3 separate regions of the Homo sapiens genome follow, and all the other regions are linked to region 1. The links are chromatin loops, found by intact Hi-C in ENCODE. Cell type or tissue: Calu3. All regions are shown on one strand. Region 1 has its middle 760 kb from the start of MGC4859. Region 2 has its middle 370 kb from the start of MGC4859. Region 3 overlaps LOC105375149 (a long non-coding RNA gene).

Region 1 (8,000 bases):
CAGACATCAACATGTTAAAAAATACATTTTAGAATTAATGAAATAGAGAATATACAAATATATTTATTTGTTAATTATAATTACCCCTGCTAAAATGTGAAATGCAGTGACTTTGTCTTGTGTACAGTTGCATCCAAAGTGCCTGGCACATATTAAGTGTGGAATAAATATTTATCAAGTGACTGACTAAAGAAACACATGCATACATAAAATTACAGTATCGTGTATACTAAGTAAGAGCATTCCCTGGTTTGTCATCTATGTAAACCAAAAATTTTAACTAAATATTGTAGGAAATTTTGTTTAAAAATTAAAGTGTAAGACTGAAAATTATCAACATTACCTTTAGGTAACTTAAGATCATTGTTTTGATTGATATTTATTATTTGACATTCCTATTGCTATCGGTTATACAGGAAACACTAAAATGTACTGCATGAAACCCTCAATACAGCTTTTTTTAAGCAATCCTAAAACTCTGCATTTTGAACTTACATAAATTTCTAGAATCTGGTATATTAGTTAATTTACATAATATAAGTGTTTAAACAAAATGTTATCTCACTTTAAAACTGTTTCCATTCCAGATGTAGGTTATGAAGGGAACATCCACCTTTCAGTATCCTCCATTTTGCTTTCATACAACAACTGTTCACATGTGACTATTTCTACTGCTATGTAAGCCAACTATTTCCCATGTCTATATTACAGACACACTATCAAGAAATAGAAACTGTTCAATGTGGCAAATATTTTCCAGCAACTGTGTCCATTTTGCAGAGACGATATGTTTTCATCACCTCAAGGATGACTGACCATGCAGTCAAAAAACAAAGACCAATCCCCAACAAGTGATGCCAGCTAAAGAACTTTCCCATGTAGAGTGTGACCACGATTAATAATAGTTTTACAGCCCTATAAAGCTCAAAACAAATATGAATAAAATGAACAGGCATCCCTGTAAAAGTCAAGAAGACAAGTCAGAGGTATATCGATTGAGTGGAATGTTAATATATTAATAACATTGATGACATAAGTGATTTATTTCGTTGACAGAATTCAGAATGAGATTCATTTATCATCATCTCCTACTCATCCATCAGTAGGATATTGTCCCAAGTAGTTGGCCTTCTATTACCAATTTAAGTTTTTTTATAGTAATTATATTAGAGAAAGAATGCATTATGGTTGTGGTTCACTATATTATAAATAAAATATAAACAAAATTAATGTTTTGTATAAACTAATATGTTATAATATTCAAATGATAGTTCTATTACTTCGTTTTACTTATTTTATACTGCACTAGCTCCTACCCTCTCCAAATTACCTAGTTTGGAAAGACAATTAATTTTAATTCCACACTAATACTCTTCTCTTCAAAAAGAAGGATGATAATAAGCCCCTGATAAAAATGAATACAGTTTAAATAATGTCCACTTGATATGTAAGATCTCCAATATTTAATCAGATAACATCAATAAATTCCAATGTGTGCACACTTCAGAGAAGATGGATGAGTATAACCATATATTGGCCTGGAAGCTTTCTCTACTTCTTCAGAAGCTCCTAAAGACCCATTTTGGAATCTGAATAGTTCAATGAGCGTATCTTACCAATAGAGACAGATTACAGTGGAAAAGTAATAGAAGAGCAGCCTCTACACAACTGGCCAGAATTTGTGACACTTAGATCCAGTTCTAAAGACATCAATGAATAAAGAAGAAATTTAGGGCAGATGACAGAGGACACATATATGAATGGGGAGAGAATATAAGGTACATGGAGGTAAATATGTCGAAAGAAGTTGGGGTAAGAACATGAAAATGTTGCGGATATTACAATGGAGTTTTAATTTTATTCTTCAAAGGAAGAGTGACCAAAGAGTCTTAAACTGGAAAAGAAATGATCAAATATGCAAATTAAAGAGAGATCACCCTGACAGCTGTATGAAGAATGGTCAGGAAACCAGAGGTGATTAGGACATCAAAACAGGTCAGCCAAAACTTTTAGACATCTCAAAAGCTTCAAGATCCAAAGGGCTACATCTCTAATTATAAAACTTAAGACCCTGTGACTTGTAAAGGTATTGTGTGACTAAAATTTTCTCTAGTTTTTTTAGATCACCATGTGCAAAGTTATTGCTACATAGTATATTAACAGAAAAAGATAATGATAAAGTTAAAACATACCTACTTCAACAAACTAAGCAGAAGCTGATGAGTTTCTCACCTCATGAGATGGACACTAGAAGTGTAAACATATATTTCAATAAAGCCAATGCATTTTTCAAATATGTGTTTTGATTGCTACTAAGTTTAAGTCACTACATGCTAAGCCATTATATTAGGTATTACATTAGATGCTAAGGCATTATGTTACATGCAGGGGCTGGGGAAGAAATGGAATAAAAATCAAGGGGTAAAGATGAAAAAAATAAGGCTACTGATGGACATAAATTACTTTTGTGTTTCCATATTTAGTTCTTCAGTAGTTTCATTCGTTTTCTTACCATCTTAAAGCACTTTATGATGGCATGGTTTGGAAGGAGAAATAATTTTAGAACCCAAGCACTGTTACCCTTGGTGACAAAGGGCCTTCAAGGGATGAGAATGAAAGGAATCAAAAAATATTTGTATGCGTGTCTACTTGACCTGAATGCTATATGCCTCACTCACTGATTAAATCAGGTCCTGGTACTACTGGAGTTTAAAATAATGACTGAGAAAATTAGAACAAGTCTTAAATTTACTGATAATTTTGGCAGATGTTGAAATTGGGTCCATGTGCAGCTTAGCCCATTATGCTTCAGTGGTTTTTAATGTAAAATGTGCTTTAAGATTTTTTTTCTCCAGATAGAAATTGTCTGCCTTACCTTCAGAGATATTGTATCCTCAATGAAAGATCAGATTAAATGGAATAAGTGCTTGCTTATACATTTGGATTAAGAGAGTGCAGCTGAAAGGATGCTTAAAATATATCTTTAAACCTAAGTGCAAAATTTCCATATGTACCTTGAAATATGTATTGGGGTGTTAAATGTGCTCAGTAAGCTAAGCAATGTGTTAGATAATTAATAAACATTTAACAGCATTGATTTTTACAGCCTGCTTTATTGAACTTCTTATCAGTATTGAGCAGATGGGTCATAACTATGAAAAATTATATTTTAAACACGATTACTATATGTGGATTATATTTGAAAAATACTGTTCAGTGAAGCACTTACAAATGTAATTTAACGCACAGAGCAAGACCCCAAAGTTAAGGTAATTTTTCTTGCATTAAATACAAAGGTACTTAACTGATATATAAAGAATATTATGGAGTTGTTTAAAAATAAATGAAAAAACAACCCCCTATATGAAAGAATAAAGTAGTATGTACAGTATCAGCTAGGAGTAAACAATTAATTGATTTTTGCTTTTACTTAGCATATAACAAATTCATTCTAATTACTTTTTAATATTATTCTTGATATTAAAAATGTTTGAATTTTTGTATTACTACTATAGAAATCGGTATTACTATAATAATCTCTTGGAATGACAACTACTGTTTTATAAGCCTCAAATTGTAGTGAACACACACACACACACACACACACACACACACGCACACACACACACAGATGAGTCAAACATTAACTCATTCCTGATACGGGACTGAGATAATGTGAAAAGCCCTAATAATTTTTTTTTGCAATTTTTTCCAAATGAATTTATTTGTTAATATTTACATATTTCAGCCATTATTTTATTATGACACAAATATATTTAAGATAAACACTGTAAAGTATAGGTTATCCTTTTTAGAAAGTAGTAGGACCAAAACAAATGATTATTGAACCTATCACAATTTTCAAGAAAGGTAACCAGCCTCTAGCATGGTCCCCAATAATCCATGCTTTCTGCTATTCAAACTTTTGTGTAGTTAGTATGTCACCTTTGACATCTGATTATGAAAAGCCTGTAGCTTCAGTCTTGGTCCCTCTCTCTCTCTTTCTTCCCCACTCCTACCACTGCCGGCCCAGCTTTCTGATGGTTCACTCTGAGGGAAGCCATATTCCATTCCAAACATTCCCAGAAGAGGCCACTGTGGCAAAGCACTGAAGTCCTTGGCTAACAGCCAGTGAAAAAAACAGACGCTGTCAATAACCAGAAAAGTGAGTTTGGAAGTGGATCCTTCCCTAGTCAACTCTCCAGATAAAACTGTGGCCACAATACACCTCATGTGGGACCTTGAGTCAGAACTACTCAGCTAAGGCTCTCCCAGAATTCTGGTTCACAGAAATTGTCAGATAATATTTATCTTAATCTCCTGAGTTTTGGGATAATTTGCTGCATAGCAATTAATACACCAGATGACATATCTATCCAATTGTACCCAAGAGACATCATGCTTGATAATATGAGACATACATAAAGAGTGGACAGCATGTGAATGCTTAGCATATTTACAATCTAGTTAAAATAATTAAGATACATACAAGTAACATAAGACAGTCAAGAAAAAAATGTGTACTAAAATAATGATATTAAGAAAATGACATTGAAACATAGGAAGTAGAGTCATTTTTGTTGAGGAGCTGCATAAAGCCATATAGAAATGGCACAAGTGAACTGATGTGTGGCTGGTGACTATGATTTGTACATAAGGCATTCCAGGATGAAGACAAAGTTTGCACAAATGCATAAAAATGGTAAAGTACAGAGTGTACAAAAAAATCAGAAAAAAACTTAGTTGGACTAACTGTATAGCAGCATATGTAATAGATTAGAAAAGTAATACCTATTCATGAGACATAGAATATATTAATATTCCAAGTCTAGCATAAATTAGGTGATTTGGGGAACCACAATTTATCTAAATTTTCATATATGCTTTGTTAAAGTGTTAGCAATTTTGATATATTCATGGTCTTGCAAAAGCATCTGTATTGTAGGTTGGGATGCCCTTGCAATGCTATTTCACTGCTGATCCATTACCAACAATCAATTGGATACATGCAAAAAGAGAAAAAATTGCATCTGAGAAACAAAGATAAAACTGAAAAACTTTATAATTTTCTGGAGTTTATACTTGAGCATAGTCATGGATAATAAGTTATGTTCAGCATTCCAACTCTCAGGAATTGGTCGTAATTGCCTAGATATCTGTGTTGTATAGGAACATAGGCTATATCTGAGTTTATAGAAAAATTGTGCCATGATCATTTTGGAATGTCTGCCATGGCAACAACAGAGAAAAGAGGTGGCATTTGTACATGCTATTTGCCATATTTGTATATGAAAGAAGAGGTAGAACATACACAGGAAAAGAGGACCATAAAGTGATTATGTTAGCTCAAGCTGTGACACATTTACAATAATAATTGTTATTAAATTTTTTTAATATTTAAAATATTAAGATTTGATTATTATAGGAAGCTTTAGAAGAACAGAACTCACGTTCAACCTTATAGAATAAGTTGTATATTATTAGAAAATCTTTAAAAATGAGAACATTTGTATTTACAATTTAAGTTTTAATGTTGCATCATTCAATGTTTATTCCCATTTAACTTAGTTTTACATATTAAGTTATCTCTGGATTCTATCAGTATTATGGATCAATTTATTTGTAAGTGTTATATTTGGTCAGATAGTTTCCATACTATCCACATAGGTAACAAACTAAGCAAATCAGTTGAGAATGTATTTATTTTCAAGTAATAGATACTTGACTAACTGAAAGTTGAACAAAGAGGGGTTCTTTTCTTCACATATGAAAAAATCCATAGATACACAGTTGCTGGCATTCCTTCTGGTTTTCAGTGATGACATAGTAGCCTCATCTGTTTCTACTTCCCTTAGCCACCAAAAGCATGCTAGCATCTCACCTCATGTTTAATGGCTTCTGGTTACAAAGACTGGTATAGCTCAGGACACCAAGTCTAGGCTCAAAGTAAAAGCATGGTGGAAGGGGAAGGAAGGGCCCAGAAATAGTTCACTCCTTTTAACAGGACATCAGATATCACCATAAATTTGATTGTGCAGAACTTAGTCCTTTCCAGTTGTAAGCAACGCATTATCTATTACTTAGGGATATGCACATTGCTACTCCAAATAAAGTCAGCACATGGATACTAAAGAAAAAGAGAAGAATGGATAATTTGTAAGCAATAAACCATGCCTGTTTCACGAAGCATAACGTTACACAAAATATGTGCGGTAAGCCCACAGAATTTATTTTCAAGAATCATTTAATGAATTATGTTATCCTTGATAGTTGTAAAAAGAATTATTATTCATTCACCAATAATTTATAAATCACCTATTATGTGGCAAGCATTTTTAAAGTTTTAGGAGTGTAACCATTCTGAGGTTTATTTTGGAAACAAGTTACTTTTCAAAAGCCAAATATATCAGAATTTACATTTTTAATATAATCTTGGAAAACTAAAGCATTGAGTCATTCATAACTATAATAATAATTAAAATATCATATATGAAAGTGACTTTATTTTTATAAACTAGAAAAAACTGACAGGTGAAATAAAAATACCACTTACAATAGAATAAAAAACATCAAATATCTACGAATAAATATAACAAAAAAAGCCCAACATCTCTACAATGAAAATAACTAAACATGAGTAAGACAAATTAAACAAGATAAATGAAGGGTAATTCTATATTCATGAATTGGAAAACCTAGTATTTTTAAGATTTCACTTTTACTTTTACAATTTGACATAAACATTTAATTCCATCCCAGTCAAAAGCCTAGCACATTCTTATGCTATCTATCCAGTGACAAAAAATGTATATGAAAATGCAATGTATCTGGTATAACCAAGACAATGATGAAGAAGAAAAAGTTCAGAAGCTACCCTACCCTATCTTAAAACTTATTATGAAGCTACAAAAATTAACAAGCACAGAGTTAGCCTAAAGATAGATGAACGTACTAAGGAAAGTTCAGAAATAGACATATACATGCATAGTCATTTCATTTATGACTATTAAATAATTGAGCCAAAGAAACAGACACAAAGAATACACAGTGTGATTCCATTTATTTAAATCTCAAAATCAGGCAAAACTAATGTATAGATTAGAAATCAACATAGTAGTTATTTGGGGCAGAGGAAAAGCTGTAATTGGAAGGGAGCAGAAGAGGACTTTGGAGGTTCTTGTAATAACCCACTTCTTGCTGTGGGTGCTAGGGTGTTCATTTTGTGAAAATGTAATAAACTGTGCAATTATGATTTTAAGGATTTATATGTGTTATACTTTAATAAAAAAGTTTACATAAAAATCAATGCTTCCTCTGCGCCAGCAAGAACCATTATAAATGTTATGTTAAAAAATAGAACGGACCCTTTTTAATAATAGCCATTCTGACTGGTGTTAGATGGCATCTCACTGTGGTTGTGATTTGCATTTATATAATGATCAGTGATATTGAGCTTTTTTCATATCCTTGTTGGCCGCATGTATGTCTTCTTTAGAAAAAAGTCTGTTCATGTCCTTTGACCACTTTTCACTGGGGTTGTTTCTTTGTTTTGTTTTTTTCTTGTAAGTTTGCTTAACTTCCTTATGGATGCTGGATATTAGACCTCTGTCAGATGCATAGTTTACAAGTGTTTTCTAGCATTCTGTAGATTGTTCACTCTGATGATAGTTTATTTTCCTGTGCAGAAGCTCTTTAGTTTAATTAAGTCCCATTTGTCAATTTTTTGCTTTTGTTGCAACTGCTTTTGGCATAGTCATGAAATCTGTGCCTGTTCCTACGTCCAGGATAGTATTGCCTAGGTTGTCTTCCAGGATTTTTATAGTTTTGGGTTTTACATTTAAGTCTTTAATCCATCTTGAGTTGATTTTTCTATATGGTTTAAGGAAGGGATCCAATTTGAATCTTCTGCATAGAAATAACAGATGCTGGTGAGTTGCGGAGAAAAGGGAACACTTATACATTGTTGGTGGGAGTGTAAATTAGTTCAACCATTGTGGAAA
Region 2 (8,000 bases), 390 kb after region 1:
CTTTGAGAACTGTAATAATAATTAACGTGACTTTACTAAAAATCATCAGCATATTCATTCATGAAGGAACTGTAGTAACATTAAAATACAAATACTAAATATTAAACTTAAAGATTTTAAAATGTTCATGGCCAGGAAGCAAATATTTATAATACATTGCACTGCTGGTGTTAGAATATTATTAGGATTTAAAGAAGTTTTTTTGTTTGTTTGTTTTGATATATAGGGTCTTGCTCTGTCACCCAGGCTGAAGTGCAGTGGCACGATCTCAGCTCACTGCAACCTCCCCTCCTGGGCTCAAGTGATTCTTGTGCTTCAACCTCCTGAGTAGCTGGGATTACAGACGTGCACCACCACACCTGGCTAGTTTTTGTATTTGTAGTAGAGACGGGGTTTTGCCATGTTGCCAGGCCAGTCTCAAACTCCTGAGGTCAAGCCATCTGCTCACCTCGGCCTCCTAACGTGCTGGGATTACAGGCGTGAGCCACAGCACCTGGCCAAATAGATTCTTATGATAACAATTTCACTTTACTACTTCTAATTAACACAAGTGTTTTTTCAGGTTTTCAGCCATTTTACCTGTGGTCCATCTGAGTGAAAAGAGAATAGCACATGATGGGTTCCACCATTTTGATGGTATTATTAGAAGTGAGGACAGGGACACTGCCTGCTGCATTGAATGCTTCGTTCTCAGCTCTCAGAAGAGCACCTCACACACAGCAAAACACTCTATTTTATTACAGTCACTAAATAACTTAACAAGAAATCTGAAATGAGCCACTAAGCCATGCTTTCTCTTTGGTAATAATGGTAAAAGATATTGGACAAATTAGGCTGTCTCTGATTCAACCTGATAGAAAAATCGTGGCCTCATTTAAAGATTGCAGTTTTTTTCTTTATTCAAATTTTATTATATAAGACTTAGAATAAAGAACTGTTTTCAATTATAGAGCGTGCCTGCGGAGAAAAAAATAAACCTCTGAGGACCAGTATCTTCTCCTCAGAATTATTTTATATACTACCCAAAACATTCCTCAGAGACATGCAAATACTTGTTAACAACTTGTCACACACTTTTATTTTGGAGCAATGCTTTTAAATATAAAAGGATCACAGATATTATCTGACCTACCTTTCTTTTTTTCCTTCTTTTTATAGTATTCTAAAATATGTGAAAATGTCATTTGGCCAAAGTTGTATTTCCCGTCTCATTTTTGTTTTTTATATAACGTAGCTCTCATGAAGCAAATAAGCCCTGCACAGAAAATGGAAAAGTGCTTATCAGTTTAACCAAAGCACAATCCTTGATCTGTAAAGTCAGAGACACATCTCTTTTCATTATAATACAGAGGAAGTCAAGCCTTTACATCACGCGAAACTTGAGTTTCTGCTTGTGTAGTTGCTGGAAATCTAAGAAGCCGATGACAGAGCAATGCTCCCAGATATATTGAGCTTTGGATCGTTACACTAAACTTGTTTATTGTATCAGTATAACCTCTTCACTTCTCGTTTTGCTCTTTGTTTTCTTTTTACAAAGAGTATTCAATTGAATCAGAAAGGTACTTATTAGATACCACATTTAAACTGCTTAGGAATCAAAGCAGTAGTTTAATATTCAAATATTTACATTTAGATGCAATAATATGAGCATTTAAGCCAAGTCAAATTTTCAAGGCCCTGATATACAATACTTTTATTAAAAGGCTATTGTTTTAGATGCCTTACAGTAAACTTCAAATATGTGCTGTGATATTTTCTATTTATTGGACCAAAAAAGCTTTTTGTAGTAGACAGAGTTAATATTCTAAATATTCTTTAAGTGTCTATGTTGTCATAAACCTCAAAAAATGCTTTTTTACTAGAGCTTTCTAGTACAGGGAAAGACTCCAGTATTTGGAACGTCTCCATATGGAAGACACACACACACATACACACACACACAGTATAAGGACAAATCAGACTGAAAGTGCAAAAGTAACTCCATGAGATTTTCCTATATCCCCTTAATTCACAAGGTGAAAAATTTGTTTTTGTAAGTTTTGAAGCAAGATGGGTAGGGAAAGAATGGTTGTTTCTCTGCATTTAGTCTTTGGAGCAAACATCAAAAGTTCAAAGGCAGCTGTATACAGGGTAATACTTCGATGATTATATTCAGCACAAAATTTGTTTAGCGAACAAAGGTTTGATAGGCTGAGTTTTTCAATTTTGCTGGATGGTTAACAAAGTTCTCTGAAGGGATTTCTTTTTGTAAAAGGTTGAAAATATAAACTTGTCCCTTGGGGCTTCAGAAATAGATCACTTCACATTCATAGTTTTTAGGAAAGGGCACTTTTCACACTCTGATCTTTTGATGCATCAGAGGATGGTTAGAATTTTTTTCCTTAAAAAGGCTGCTATAATTATAATTTCACCTTTTAGCTTATGCACCTGGATTCTAATTTCTAAGTCTTCCTGTGTACACATTCTTAAGATAGAGATATAATTGATTTTTCTAGATGACTATCTAGTGTGGACCTGGGCTTTTCAGCCTTGTCGCTATTGACATTTTGGGTCAGATAATTCTTTTCATGGGGTGCTGGCCTGTGCATTGCAAAAATGTTTATCAGCATACCTGGCCTCTACCCATTAGATGCCAGTAGCAATACCCCCACCTCAATTGTGACAACCAAAAATATCACTAGACGGGGCCAAAATTTCTAATAAATCATGGATTGAAGCAGATATCAGAAGACTATTTTTAACACTGATTGGCTGTGTAACATCAGATGGAATTTGGAGACATGACTCTGTTGGATGATGAATTAGAGTACATCTTCAAATTACCCAGATTTGTTTTATAGCTTTGCTATTAAATATATTGATTTGTTTTTATTAATTGTATTAATGTGTTCTTTGATGAAAGATACATGAGAACAAAATCAACTAATCAATTAATATATGGTCATACATTTTCAAGAGCACAACAAAGTACACAAAAACAAAAGATTATCTTTAATAGAGAACACAAAGGAACCATCAGATGTGGTATTGTCAGTATATCTTATTCTGAATTTTACCAACTCCTGTAGTTTGCTGTGCCCTACTTCGACATAACAACAAAAATCCAGCCCTATATTGTAGCCAAATAGAAATCTGTAAAAAGTCAGCTGGGTGCAGTGGCTCACACCTGTAATCCCAGCACTTTGGGAGGCCAAGGCAGACGGATCACCTGGGGACAGGAGTTCAAGAGCAGCCTGCCCAACATGGCAAAATTCTGTCTCTACTAAAAATACAAAAAATTAGCTGGGCATGGTGGTGGGCGCCTGTAATCCCAGATACTTGGGAGGCTGAGGCAGGAGAATCACTTGAACCCGGGAGGCGGAGGTTGCAGTGAGCCGAGATTGTGCCACTGCACTCTAGCCTGGGCGACAAGAGCAACACTCCGTCTCAGGGGGGAAAAAAAAAAGAAATCTGTAAAAAGTCACAATCCTTTAAAACATCCCCAGGGATAAAGAGTTAGAACAGTTAATGTACGAAATGCATCATTACTTCTCAACTTCCTTCAACACAAAGGAAAGCAGTTATTGGTTTACTGTATATATTTCAGTGTAGTGTAATAAATAAATGTACGTTATACATATAATTTTAAACACAGTTGAATAAAGTAATTTTGTTTCTAAAGCAGCAAACAGAGATGTCTATCAATCAGTTTAAATACATTGTGTTTTAAACAACCCCGTTGAAGAATAAAGTATAAGAGAGTTAAACCGTTACTATGAATTTTACATGCTCTCCAGTGAGAACCTTCTGTGAACTGCTGCCACCTGTTGGTCATAGATTACAATACATCAGATCATGGCTCCAGCTGGTAGAGATTTTTCAGATACATTAAGAATATTTCTATTGTCATTGAACTTATCAATATTTATAAATATAATTTTTATCACTTGGAGTATAATCATACTTTCTGAATACAAATAATATTTATTTATTGCACAGTTTTTATAAGGTTTAACTTGTAAAAAGTTGCTTCAAAAACTATTGATATTAAAATGGAGTCAAATCTTGCTTGCAGTTAGCTAGTTTCAAAAATCAGACAGCTAAGTGGTATAGTGGGTCACAAAATATTTTTACAAGTGACATTTGAAATTCGTTAGTGTTTACTACACATCAGATCTTGTTAACTGGCACAACAATGATAATACTGTTTGACTGAAGGAAATTGTCAAAACTAACAGCTTAGCTATGGAAAAAGATATAAGGATGTAAACAAATTAGAAATTCCAAAGCCAACTGTATCTATAAACAAGACTGAGGATCTATATGTTACCAGAAGAAAAGATCTTTCATATGAAAATAATAGAATAAACATTTTAGTGGGTTCCTTAAAAAGCTGACAAGATGTCAGGATAACATCATTTGTAAGGAGAGCCCAAAGAAAGATGCTAAATGTCAAATGTCCCTTTGGATCTGTTTCCATCTCAGAACTAAAATATCTACCATAAAACTGTGAAATAATGTCAACCATTATAACAATACTGCTTTTAAAGTTATACAGTTATTTATTCTATATGTACTTTCTAATTTTTTAAATTGACAGAAAAATTATGTGTATTATTTTAATATATAACATGATGTTTATATAGACATATATATATATATCTATACACACACACATACACAAAAAAACACACCACATTGGGAAATGATGAAATCAAGCTAGTGAACATATTCATCACCTCACCTTTTTTGTGTATGATGAGAATACTTAAAATCTATTCTGTTAGCAATTTTCAAGTACTGTATACAACATATTATTATTTACTATAACATTAACTATGGCAAAAAGCACAATTACTTTTGCACACACCTAATATAATCATCATTTCATACAACAGATCTCCAGAACTTACCCCTCCTACCTAACTATAACTTTGTACCATCTGACCAACATCTCCCAATACTCCCTCCTACCCCCAAACCTCTGATAATCACTATTCTACTTTCTGCTTCTATGAATTTAACATTTTAGATTCTACATATAAGTGAGTCATATAATATTTGTCTTACTGTGTCCGGCTTATTTCACTTAGCGTAATGTCCTCTAAATTCATCCATATCATCACAAATGATAGGATTTCATTCTTTTTAGAGGCTGAGTAGTATTCTATTGTATATATATACCAATTTTCTGTATTTATTCATTACTTGATGGACACTTAAGTTGTTTTCCTATCTTGGCTATTGTGAATAATGCTTCACTAAATATGGGAGTGCGGATGTGTCTCTGACACACTGATTTCAATTCCTTTGGATATATACCCAGAGATGGAATTGCTACCCAAAACAATCTACAGATTCAATGCAAGCCCTATGAAAATATCAGTGACATGTTTCATAGAAACAGAAAAATAACTCTAAAATTCAAATGGAGCCACAAAAAACTCTGAAAGAAATCTTGAGCAAAACGAGCAAGGCTGGAGGCATTCTACTTACCTGATCTCAAAATCTACAGAGCTATAATCAAACAACATGATAATGACATAAAAACAGATATATAGAGCAATGTCACAAAATTGAGCCCAGAAATAAATCCATGCACTTATAGCCAACTGATTTTTGACAAAGGTGCCAAGAACATACAATGGAGAAAGGACAGCCTCTTCAGCAAATGGTGTCAGAAAAACTGGATATTCACATGCAGGAGAATAAAATTACACTTGTATCTCACGTGATAGATGAAAATCAACTCAAAATGGATTAAACACTTGAATTTAAGACTTGAAGCTATAAAACAACTAGAAAGAAACATGGGGAAATCGCCACAACATTGATATGGCCAGTAATTTCTTATATAAAACTCAAAAACCACAGGCAACAAAAGCAAAAATAGATAAATGTGGTTACATCAAACTAAAAGGCTTTTGCAAAACAATGGAAACAATAAATAGAATGAAAACACAACCTAAAGAATGGGGGAAAATATTTACAAATTATAATCTGATAAGGGGTTAACATTCAAAATATATAAGGAACTCAAATAACTCTATAGAAAAAAAATGGACAAGGGACCTGAACAGACATTTTTCAAAAAATATACAAATGGGCAACAGGTATATGAAAAAATGCTCAACATATTATCTGACAACTGTTAGAATGGTTATTACCAAAAAGATGAAATATAACAAATGTAGAGGATATGTGGAAAAGGGAACCCTAATATACTGTTGGTGGGAATGTAAATTAGTACAGCCATTATAGAAAACAGTATGGAGGTTTCTAAAAAATTGAAAATAGAACTACCATGAAATCCACTATAAATACATATTTTTAAGCAAACGCTTTGCATTCTAGGTAGGTACTCTGTTAGGTACTAGGGTCTTTCTTAAGGTAACAAATACCAAAAAGGCACTTCTCTTGTTTAAAAAAGGTACTTATCCAAATGCCTTTTCATTTCAATTGCTGATGATTCTCATGAAAGCAATTTCCCTTTCTCAATAAAATAAGTGACAATTGGAAGAATTGTGAAAAAACTGGAACCCTGTGACTTACCTTGCTATGGTTAAGGGATGCAGATAGAAATGGATAGAGTATCAAAAATTAGCACCATCCAGAGAGGTAGAGTGGTGAAAAGTGTGAAAATTCATGAGAAACCTAGCTCTTAATGATTTAACCACTCATAAGCTGGAAACTTGCTCAAGTCTCTTAACATTTTAGGCACTGTTTTCTCTTTGTTACATATCAAGAGGATTACACAAGGGGAGACTAGATGCACACATACTTAAGTTTCTTTTAAACTATAATATTCCACTAGTCTAATCAATTATTAATCATAACTTCATTTTTTAAGAAGTAGTATGATCCATTGTGACTTTCCTGGTAGAGCTTGACAGGGGAAACATAAAGCATCCTGATTTTCTATCAGCCCTCAGATCCCCACGGGATCTGCTGAGTTATGAGTGTTCAGTGCTCCTACCCTCACTTTCCAGCCTGAATCAGTTGTAAAGATATTTCTTTCTCTGGGACCACCCAAGGCCTTATGGTCAGAGTAGGAGGTCCAAATGTAGTATATGTCATCAAACATAATGCTTCCTTGTTAGAAAAGGGAGATGCAAGATATAGCAACTAATAGTCACTAACTTTATGGGGACTGTCTAAACTTGTTCCTGACAACTAGATCTTTAGAAGCTACCTGACCTTGTCACATGTATCACGTCTGTCTTCTGACATCAAATGTTGCTATGAGAGAATCTGAGTTCAGTCCAAGTTTTGTCTTCCATGTGAGTGATTTATATTTACGGTATGAATGTCCACAGTATTTTTCTTTATTATTGAAGCCCACTAATTTTAACACTGAATGTCTTGATACTAATCGCTGTGTATCAATTTTTCCTGGGTTGTTCTAACATGAAGATTTGAAACTTTGTTTCAGGAACATATATTATACATTTGAGTATTTATTTACCTTCTATTTATTTTAGTTTCTTATCAAAATGCTAATTATAAAATCAATATCTACAATCTTTCAGTTATTTTTATGTTGCTCAAAAGCACATAATTACCATACGTTGTTTTGTGTAATTTTTTTTAAACTCTTTCCTGTCCTTAACTGTGTTTAGAACATGTTAACATGTCCCATGTTAGAACCAAGGCTAAGATATGCTCATCGAGATTATGGGTCTTCACTTCTGCTACCAGCTGCAGCATGAAGAGAGAGAAAATAATGGAACTCTTACAATACAGCTTCCCTAGGACAGTTTCCAAAAGGAATCTACTTCTTAGCCTTAAAACCTCCAACAATTTATTTGATTCTTTGATCTTGTTTTGTCTCAGTTCTCTAGACATTTCCTCAATATGTGTAGTTATCTGACATAAAAAATTAAAGTGAAAGATTAACAAATTTGAGAAAAAATGATAAACAAATATGGACAGGAGCTGGGGTCTTTAAACAATTATGTCTTTTTCTATTGATGACTCGCTCAACCGCAAGGTATACAAGACTGACTTTAGAACATTAATCT
Region 3 (8,000 bases), 110 kb after region 1:
AGGTGGACTCACACAGTTCAAACCTATGTTGTTCAAGGGTAAAATGTAGTTTCCCCCTTGTTCTTGAGGGTTACATTCCCAGACTCCAGTGGATGCCTGAAACCATAGATAGTACTAAACTCTCTATAAACTTTGTTTTTTTCTAAACATATATACCTATAATAAACTTCAATTTAAAAATTAGGCACAGTAAGAGGTTAACAATAACTAATAATACAATAAAACAATTATAAAAATATACTGTAATAAAAGTCAGATGAATGTGGCCTCCCTCTCTCTCTCCCAATGTGTCTTATACTGTACTTACCCTTCTTCTTGTGATCTGTTGTTCTGACAACCAAGACAGCTACTAAGTGACTAATGGGCAGGTAGTGTATACAGTGTCTGCCCAAACGGCTGCCCACTTTTGTGCTTGAAACCCAGGGTCCTGGAGGTGTAGGCACCTGAGGGAATCTCCTGGTCTGTGGTTTGCAAAGACCGTGGGAAAAGCATAGTATCTCAGTCACAATGCACTGTTCCTCACAGCACAGTCCCTCACGGCTTCCCTTGGCTAGGGGAGGGAGCTCCCTGACCCTTTGTGCTTCCCAGGTGAGGCAACGCCCCACCCTGCTTCCACTTGCCCTCTGTGGGCTTCACCCACTGTCTAACAAGTCTTAATGAGATGAGCCAGGTACCTCAGTTGGAAATGCAGAAATCACCCACCTTCTGCTTTGATCTTGCTGGGAGCTGCAGACCAGAACTGTTCCTATTCAGCCATCTTGCCAGCCACCCTACAATGGTTCTTGGCCATATGTTGCTTAATGGATACCACCAGAGACCATTGTAACATAAAGAACACTGATGATAGGAAACAAATTAATAGAATCATGAAAGGAATGATTTCCGCAAATTTGTCTCAGGATATGCTTACCCAGATTATAAATAAAATTTATGTAATCAAAATTCCACAGGTGTATCAGAAAGTCACAAACAAAGAGAAAAAGGACCTATGATTTGACTACACATGTTCACAATGCATTATTTGATAAATACAACTAAATATTTCTCATTTTTCACTTAAAAAACACAGCATAAATTTAAAAACCATAGAAATTATTTTAGTGCAAAATATTTGAGTATTATAATTAAAATCAGTTTATATTTTGTTTTGAAACAAGTAGTCAAATTTTAATCTACATTTAATCTCCAAATCAAACCTGAGATAAAATATAATTTTTTATATCTATGTTTACAAATGAGGCTTTAAATAAACAAAGCATTTTGCAGCACCTATTGGAGAAAAGTCAGTTACTTTTCTATATGTTTATTATTAAAAATAAAAGTAAAAGGAAACATATATAATAAAAGTCTTTCCCAAAACCGAAAATTTTGCTTGCAAATTATTTCTTTTCACTTCTTTATTATATAGCATATATAAAAGTTGGATTTTCTTTTAATTTCTAAAAAAATTTTATAAAATATCTTTGTAGTGTTACAGGACTTCTAAAAATAATTTGAAATTACCTGAAAACAAATAATAGAAATTATTTAATTTAATTTAATTTAAAGGAATTTTTTGCAAATGCATTGACATGCTAATGCAATAAGATTTTACAAACCACATAAACAATTAAAGTTTTCCTTCTCTGTCAATTCAAATTTTAAAAGGCCAACCATTTACCTCTCAAGATTATATTTGCTTAAGAATTCTGGACAGTTGTCCACGTTAGACAATTGTTCCTCTTCAGAGTCCAGTACTATCTGCAGGAGATATCTGTTGTTTTATTTTGTTTTGGTTGGCAAAACAACTGGAAGGCACTATTGCCATTTATTTAGTTGGGCCAGGGTTTGTCTATGTCTGAGGATGTTAGATATTTTCTCATGAGAAAGAAAGTCTTTCTGAACAAAGATTTTTCCAGATGTCATTTGACTTTCTAAGTTCTCACCAGATAACAGATGGCATAATAGTGAAAGGTGTGTGTACTTGAGTGGAGCCAAGTCGGATCTCACTCACACATTCTCATACCTACACAAAGTAGTTTTGGCCTGGTTTTAATTACATTTAGCCCTGTAAATGTACTACCATGTATCTAGAAGAAGCATTGTGTGTTTTCTTTCATTTGAAACTTTACCAGGAATTCTTTACTATGCCAACCATGTCAGAAAATCATGTTGCTGAGTGCAATGCTGTTTTAGCCATTAAAATCATCACAGGTACACACTTGGATCAATTCACATTCACTTTTATATTTGTAGTGCATCTCTTTATAGGTGTACCTCTGTCTAATTCATTGTGTCTTCTAACATAATCATGACCAAGCATTTATCTCACGCTTCTTCAATTCATCATCACAGTAATGAGGGCAGTGTGTATAAATTACGTGCATAAGTAGGGTCTATTATCTTGAAATTTTATTCCACTTTTAAAAAACGAATATTATAAAACATTTGTGATAGGAGAGGGCATTGGGCGCAATCAGGGCTCAAAACCATTGTTCTCAATACACCGTCCTGAGCCTCTCTGGGAATAGACTCCAGTCCCATACAGACCTCAGAATATCCCAGAATTCCCAGTAGACTTCCAGCTTGAGGATTTCATTGAAGCTACATCTTTTATACAAGGAATTACAAATGGAATGCTTAGAGGGCCAGGCAGGTACTAAATAAACGAACTCAGTCAACTGTAAAAACAGTAAGGAATGGAGCGGCTTATGGCAAATTTAGTAATGTATATTCTAGCTAAGGAAAGCAAGACCCAGTTGGTCTCAGCAAATACTGCCTTGGCGAAATGAGAATCCAGTATTACTGTCACTTAGTTTTCAAGTAACGCAGAATATGTAAATAAAGTGGTACAATTTCCTAAATTTTAATACATTGTGTGTGACAAACAAACAAACCTTATTATAGACTATCCATGGGGTGTCACACCGCAGTCTCTAAGTTTTTAATGGAAGAAAATAATATCTGAACATAGAACCCTAAAGTGTGAGATATGCCCCTGAATTTTGTTTTCAGGTAGCTTTTACTTAGAGTTAAAACAAAATGTTCATTGCACAGATGTGAAAAAGAATAATACTGCATTATCAGTTATATTATAATGGTTTACACATTTTACCTATTGACAAACCCATGGCAAAACAAGATGTTTTGTAGGTTTTAGTGTATTGTGATCTTAAAACTCTTTTTCAATTTGTATCCATTAATTTTACCTCTGATCACTATAGTTTTAAAAAGCAATTGACTCATATATATTGGGTACATAATGAGTACCCAAAACAGCTTTTTTTCTTATCAGTCAAATTAAGGGACTTTATACGATTTTCTTTGTATAATTTGAATGTGTACATATTATACATTTGAACTATTGTTAACACAGAAAGTTACTTAAAGCAATGTGAAAAAGTCTTAATGTAAAAAAAGAGGATATACGTTTTCAACTCCTTTGTTCATTTTTCCACTTTCTTTCTAGAAATTGTTTCTGTCCATTTTAATTTTCTCTGAGTTGAGTGGGAAAAGGATGTAGGAGACAGTTACCTCCAACTGCAAATAGCAATCAAAGATTAGTAAATGTTTTCAGCAGTTCCAAGTTTCATTGAATCTGTCTTGAGAGGTATGTGGCCAAATAAAATATGCATTTCTGGAAAGGCAGTAAGAGACATCTTGGTGTTTTAAATTAATGAATTGAAAACCAACTCAGAAAAGACCTAAAAATTACAATGTAGAAGAGGTAAAAAGGAATTGCCATATATGAGAAGAATCACAGACCCTGCTTAGCACAAAGATGTTAGGGAAGAACAGTCTTTATAAAAATAGAAGAAAAGCTAATACAAATCTCACAAGTGCATTTTAATGGTTCTATTTGCAATGGCACACACTAACAGGGACATCACCATTGTTTCTCCAAGTTTCCTGTATCTTCAGCAGTTGTGAACAAATCATTAGTAATTCTGAAACTTCTGTTTTTGCTTTAGAGGTCATTCCCATTCCTCAATTAAAAACAAAGCAAAAAAAAAAAAATCCAATAACATTACCCAAGAACCAAAGAATCTTAAAATATAATTTCTTAAGAGTCATCTATAGAAATGATGTGAAATAAGGTAAGAAGAACCTGTTTGTAAAATAACAAGGTTATGTGCCCCAAATCAAATGAAATATATATATTTTATTATGTGATCATGGTTCACTGCAGTATATATATATATATGTGTGTGTGTGTCTACGTATATATGTGTGTATATACATATATACATAAATACACACACACACACACACACACAGATATATATATATATATAAACACATTTAAGAGAAGTCAAAGGCAGCCTGTCAACTTCTTTTAACTTCCTCAGACCTTGGCCTATCTTGACTTCTTTACTTCAAATTCAAACGTTAAAGAAGCCAAGTGGTACTTGCATGTATATTCTTTCTAGAGGGATTGAAAGAATAGTTTAGAAATTGATTTTGGAAATCCTATACCATAGTCCATTCACAGCAGATCTGAGAATATGCTATTTTTAAGAGGCATAGCCAGTTTGAGGAAAACTCAGCTAAATGCTTAGATGAAACTACCCTGTGCCAGGGATGCCCCCTGGTGGGACTGAATGTCTAATGATCACTAATGATTATTTTTTTCTTATCTCAGAAATATATTTACTAACTACAATCTTATTGATTCTAGATTTTTATTGTCCCTAAAGATAAAAATGTATTTTTAGATAAAACAATATCTGTCTTCTGAAAAAATATTAGACAAGATAAAATACTTCAGGGTACATTGGTGAGAAAATTAGAAAAATGACATCTCTGTTATACAAATGAAAACGAGCCCTTGAATGCTGTTTTGATGGCCTGTAACAAACCTCTTCTGCAGAAATCTGCAAAATGGTTTCGCAGTTGGAAATTCACAGCAATAGAAAAGATGCTCTGGATTGCTATATTCGCAGGTAAGATGGCTCTTTTTAGACAAAAAAAAATAAAAAATGCTATTGCCATCAACAGAATGAGACTATTTTGATCACTGAGTATATGCTGGGTACTCTAATAGAATTGCAAGTAAGTCCCAGAAGAAAAAAAGAAACAACGATGAAAATGGGTTGGTTGAGTAGAAGTAGTCTTAGCAGAGGCTTGAGTATATGATGACAAGTAGTCTTTTCAACCATACTGAAAACCATTCTTTTGCTGATGGTGTTTTGAGAATTAAAATATGTGTGTGTATATATATATATATACACACACACACACAAAGTAAGATTGATTATGTTTATGAACTTACTTAAAGTTGCCACTACATTAAATTCAATATAGATATAAAATTTAGGTCACATAGTTTTTACAAATCATATTATTGCTTATACTTTCCAAAGTAGGTAAATGTGACAAAAATGATGTTTTCCAAAAGTATCGACATAAAAATTAATTAAACTTCTATTTAAAAGGTTTTATTTTATAAATGCTGGTGCATTCAGCATATATTTGGAAAGGCTGCATTTCACTACTATTAAAACCAATAGATTATGTCTAAAACAATATCAACACAGCTATGCATAATGTGTACCCTTAAAATTTCTGTCTCCTTCCTTAATAATAAAAGTGTTATTGATATAGCAAACGCTACATCGATTTTCTAAAAATAAACACTGTTTTATTACACATAAAACTTCTAGAAGAGTTAAATCTTGGCTTGAAATGAAACTTCAAATATCAACAGGAAAAAGCATAAAGCCAAATGTTTTCTTAGTTGCAAACCAAATTAAAATATTTTAATTTGGATTTACCATAAATTATGCAAGATCTGTAGAACAAAGGTAACTGAGGAAGCTTTTTTAAAGAAAACTCCAGACATTTGGAAAATTAGAGATACTCAATAAACCCAAAATATGGCAAGGCTCATCCATCCCTAAAAGTAATTAATAGATAGTTTTAATCCTTTTATTTGATTTAATATCCTATTGAGGTTAATCCATATTTCTCCTTTCCCTTAAAAAATTCGCAAAAATCCTCATGACTGCAAATGAAACATATACCATTGTGCTTTTTCTTTCTTATCTCTCTCATCATTGACAGAGGCAGCCTTAGATTCCATTTCCCAGGGTATCCCGTTGTTGGTCTAGTGAGCCTTATACTACTGTCAGTTCGCTCAGTCTAGCAGAACACTGATTTTTAAATGGGGAACCTGGAAGAAAATAATTCAATATTCTATTAGACAATGAATACTGATAGTCAAAGAGGTAGGAGAGGGTCCTTCACTCCATGTTAATGTATATTCATGAAGGAAGGGCTTTTTATGTTCTTACTAGAATGTATGCCTGTGGGTATATTTAAGGTGTGATTCAGCAGGGGAATCCTGTATTTATGGGAAGAAGGGAGAAGAGGTGAAACAATCAAAGGAGGAAATCAAAGGAGGATAAATGACATACAGAAAAACTGCTACGTGGCATTCGAGTTTGTTTTTATTGTTGTTTTTGTTTTGTTTTATTTTGAGACAGAGTCTCCCTTTGCCTCCCAGGCTTGAGTGCAGTGGCGTGATCGTGGTTCTCTGCAGCTTTGACTGACTCAAGCCGTCCTCCCACCTCAGCCTCCAAAGTAGCTGTAACTACAGATGCATACCACCACAGCCAGCTAAATTTCCTTTGAATTTTTTTGCAGAGACAGGGTCTCACTTTGTTGCCCAGTCTGAGCTCAAACTCCTGGACTCAAGCAATCCTTCTGCTTTGGCCTCTGGCCTCCCAAAGTGCTGGGATTACAGGCATGAGCCACAGTGCCTTGCCTTGTTGTTGTTTTTAATCGTAAAACTCTTGGTAAGATCAATAAGAGTCTGTCCTCAATAGTTCACCTAGTATTTGTTTGAAGCTCAGCACAATTCCATGAACACTAACTCCCCAAATCAGGTAAGTTAGATCAGAAGAACAATTTTTCGTACCATATGCTTTAAACATTTTTTTGAATTTTAAAGTAATAATGTAGTTTGCAGCTATTCCTTGGAGCCTTCACACGATTTTGACTCAGATCCAAAAAATGCAAAACAAAAGTAATCAGGAAAAATTTATCAAAGAATAAGGCAGTCTATGATTTAGAAAAGGAATGGAATGGACTGAATTTTTAAGTCTCAAATATTTAGGTGATATATATATAAATGTAAATGGCAAGTGTGGATGATATGATAAGCAAGAAATGAGCTAAAGTTATGCTATATAAAGTACCTATAAAATTTAACTTAAAAAGCCAAGATATTTTATAACAAAATAAATAACATATGCCTGCAATATTTTCCCGGAATTCAACTCTTCTCTCTTTTTTTTTTTTTTTCTTTTTGAGATGGAGTGATGGAGTCTCGCTCTGTCACCAGGCTGGAGTGCAGTGGTATAATCTTGGCTCACTGCAACCTCTGACTCCCTGGTTCAAGCGATTCTCCTGCCTCAGCCTCCTGAGTAGCTGGGATTACAGGCACACGCCACCACGCCCAGCTAATTTTTCTATTTTTAGTAGAGACAGGGTTTCATCATGTTGGCCAGGATGGTCTTGATCTCCTGACCTCGTGATCTGCCCGCCTCGGACTCTGAAAGTGCTGGGTTTACATGCATGAGCCACCGCACCAAGCTGTCTTCTCTTTTTTAACTCTTGAAAAATTGATGACCTCATAGGGTGGGGAAGGATATAGATGAGGCTACTCTCTGGCTGCCTATTGATCAGACTTCCAGACACATATACCTGCTGCAATCCTTCTATTTTTGGTGGAAAAGTGTGAAAAAACAAAAGTTGAACCACCACACAACCCTCTGGTATCTTTCATGTTTATTTATGGGAATTGGTCTATCAAAGTGTAAGACATTTAAATTATGTTTATAAATTGGTTTAACTTTAAACTGTTTGAAATGGTGAATACCTGCAAGCAATCAGTCATCCGGATCTACTTGTCATCACCTATTATTTCTATGAATAAGTTCAATGATAATAAGTAAGAGTGTTTCTAAATTTAACATATAAAAGTCACATTAAATGACAAAGGATTGAAACACACTATA

What was found. A loop is a pair of places that touch in the nucleus more often than their neighbours do. Peaks named below come from ENCODE experiments on the same cell type or tissue, not always from the same donor. Only the 100,000 strongest peaks of a DNase experiment are listed, where the experiment ranks them.
Region 2: it touches region 1 in a loop (10-fold over the local background); 32 of 110 quality-filtered maps call a loop at or near these places.
Region 3: it touches region 1 in a loop (7-fold over the local background); 8 of 110 quality-filtered maps call a loop at or near these places.

The regions. Positions count from the first base shown.
Region 1 is chr7:10,019,055-10,027,054 of GRCh38, forward strand. No RefSeq gene overlaps it. Among named protein-coding and RNA genes, the nearest start is that of MGC4859, 760 kb to the right of the region's middle. RefSeq lists an enhancer at 3,888-4,182 and a silencer at 3,888-4,182. In Calu3, no CTCF peak of the experiment used is centred here; a DNase peak (open chromatin) is centred at 4,127.
Region 2 is chr7:10,408,811-10,416,810 of GRCh38, forward strand. No RefSeq gene overlaps it. Among named protein-coding and RNA genes, the nearest start is that of MGC4859, 370 kb to the right of the region's middle. In Calu3, a CTCF peak has its summit at 3,812 (motif pointing left); a DNase peak (open chromatin) is centred at 3,801.
Region 3 is chr7:10,124,388-10,132,387 of GRCh38, forward strand. All of the region lies in intron 1 of LOC105375149 (a long non-coding RNA gene), which reads right to left. Among named protein-coding and RNA genes, the nearest start is that of MGC4859, 650 kb to the right of the region's middle. In Calu3, a CTCF peak has its summit at 4,582 (motif pointing left); a DNase peak (open chromatin) is centred at 4,554.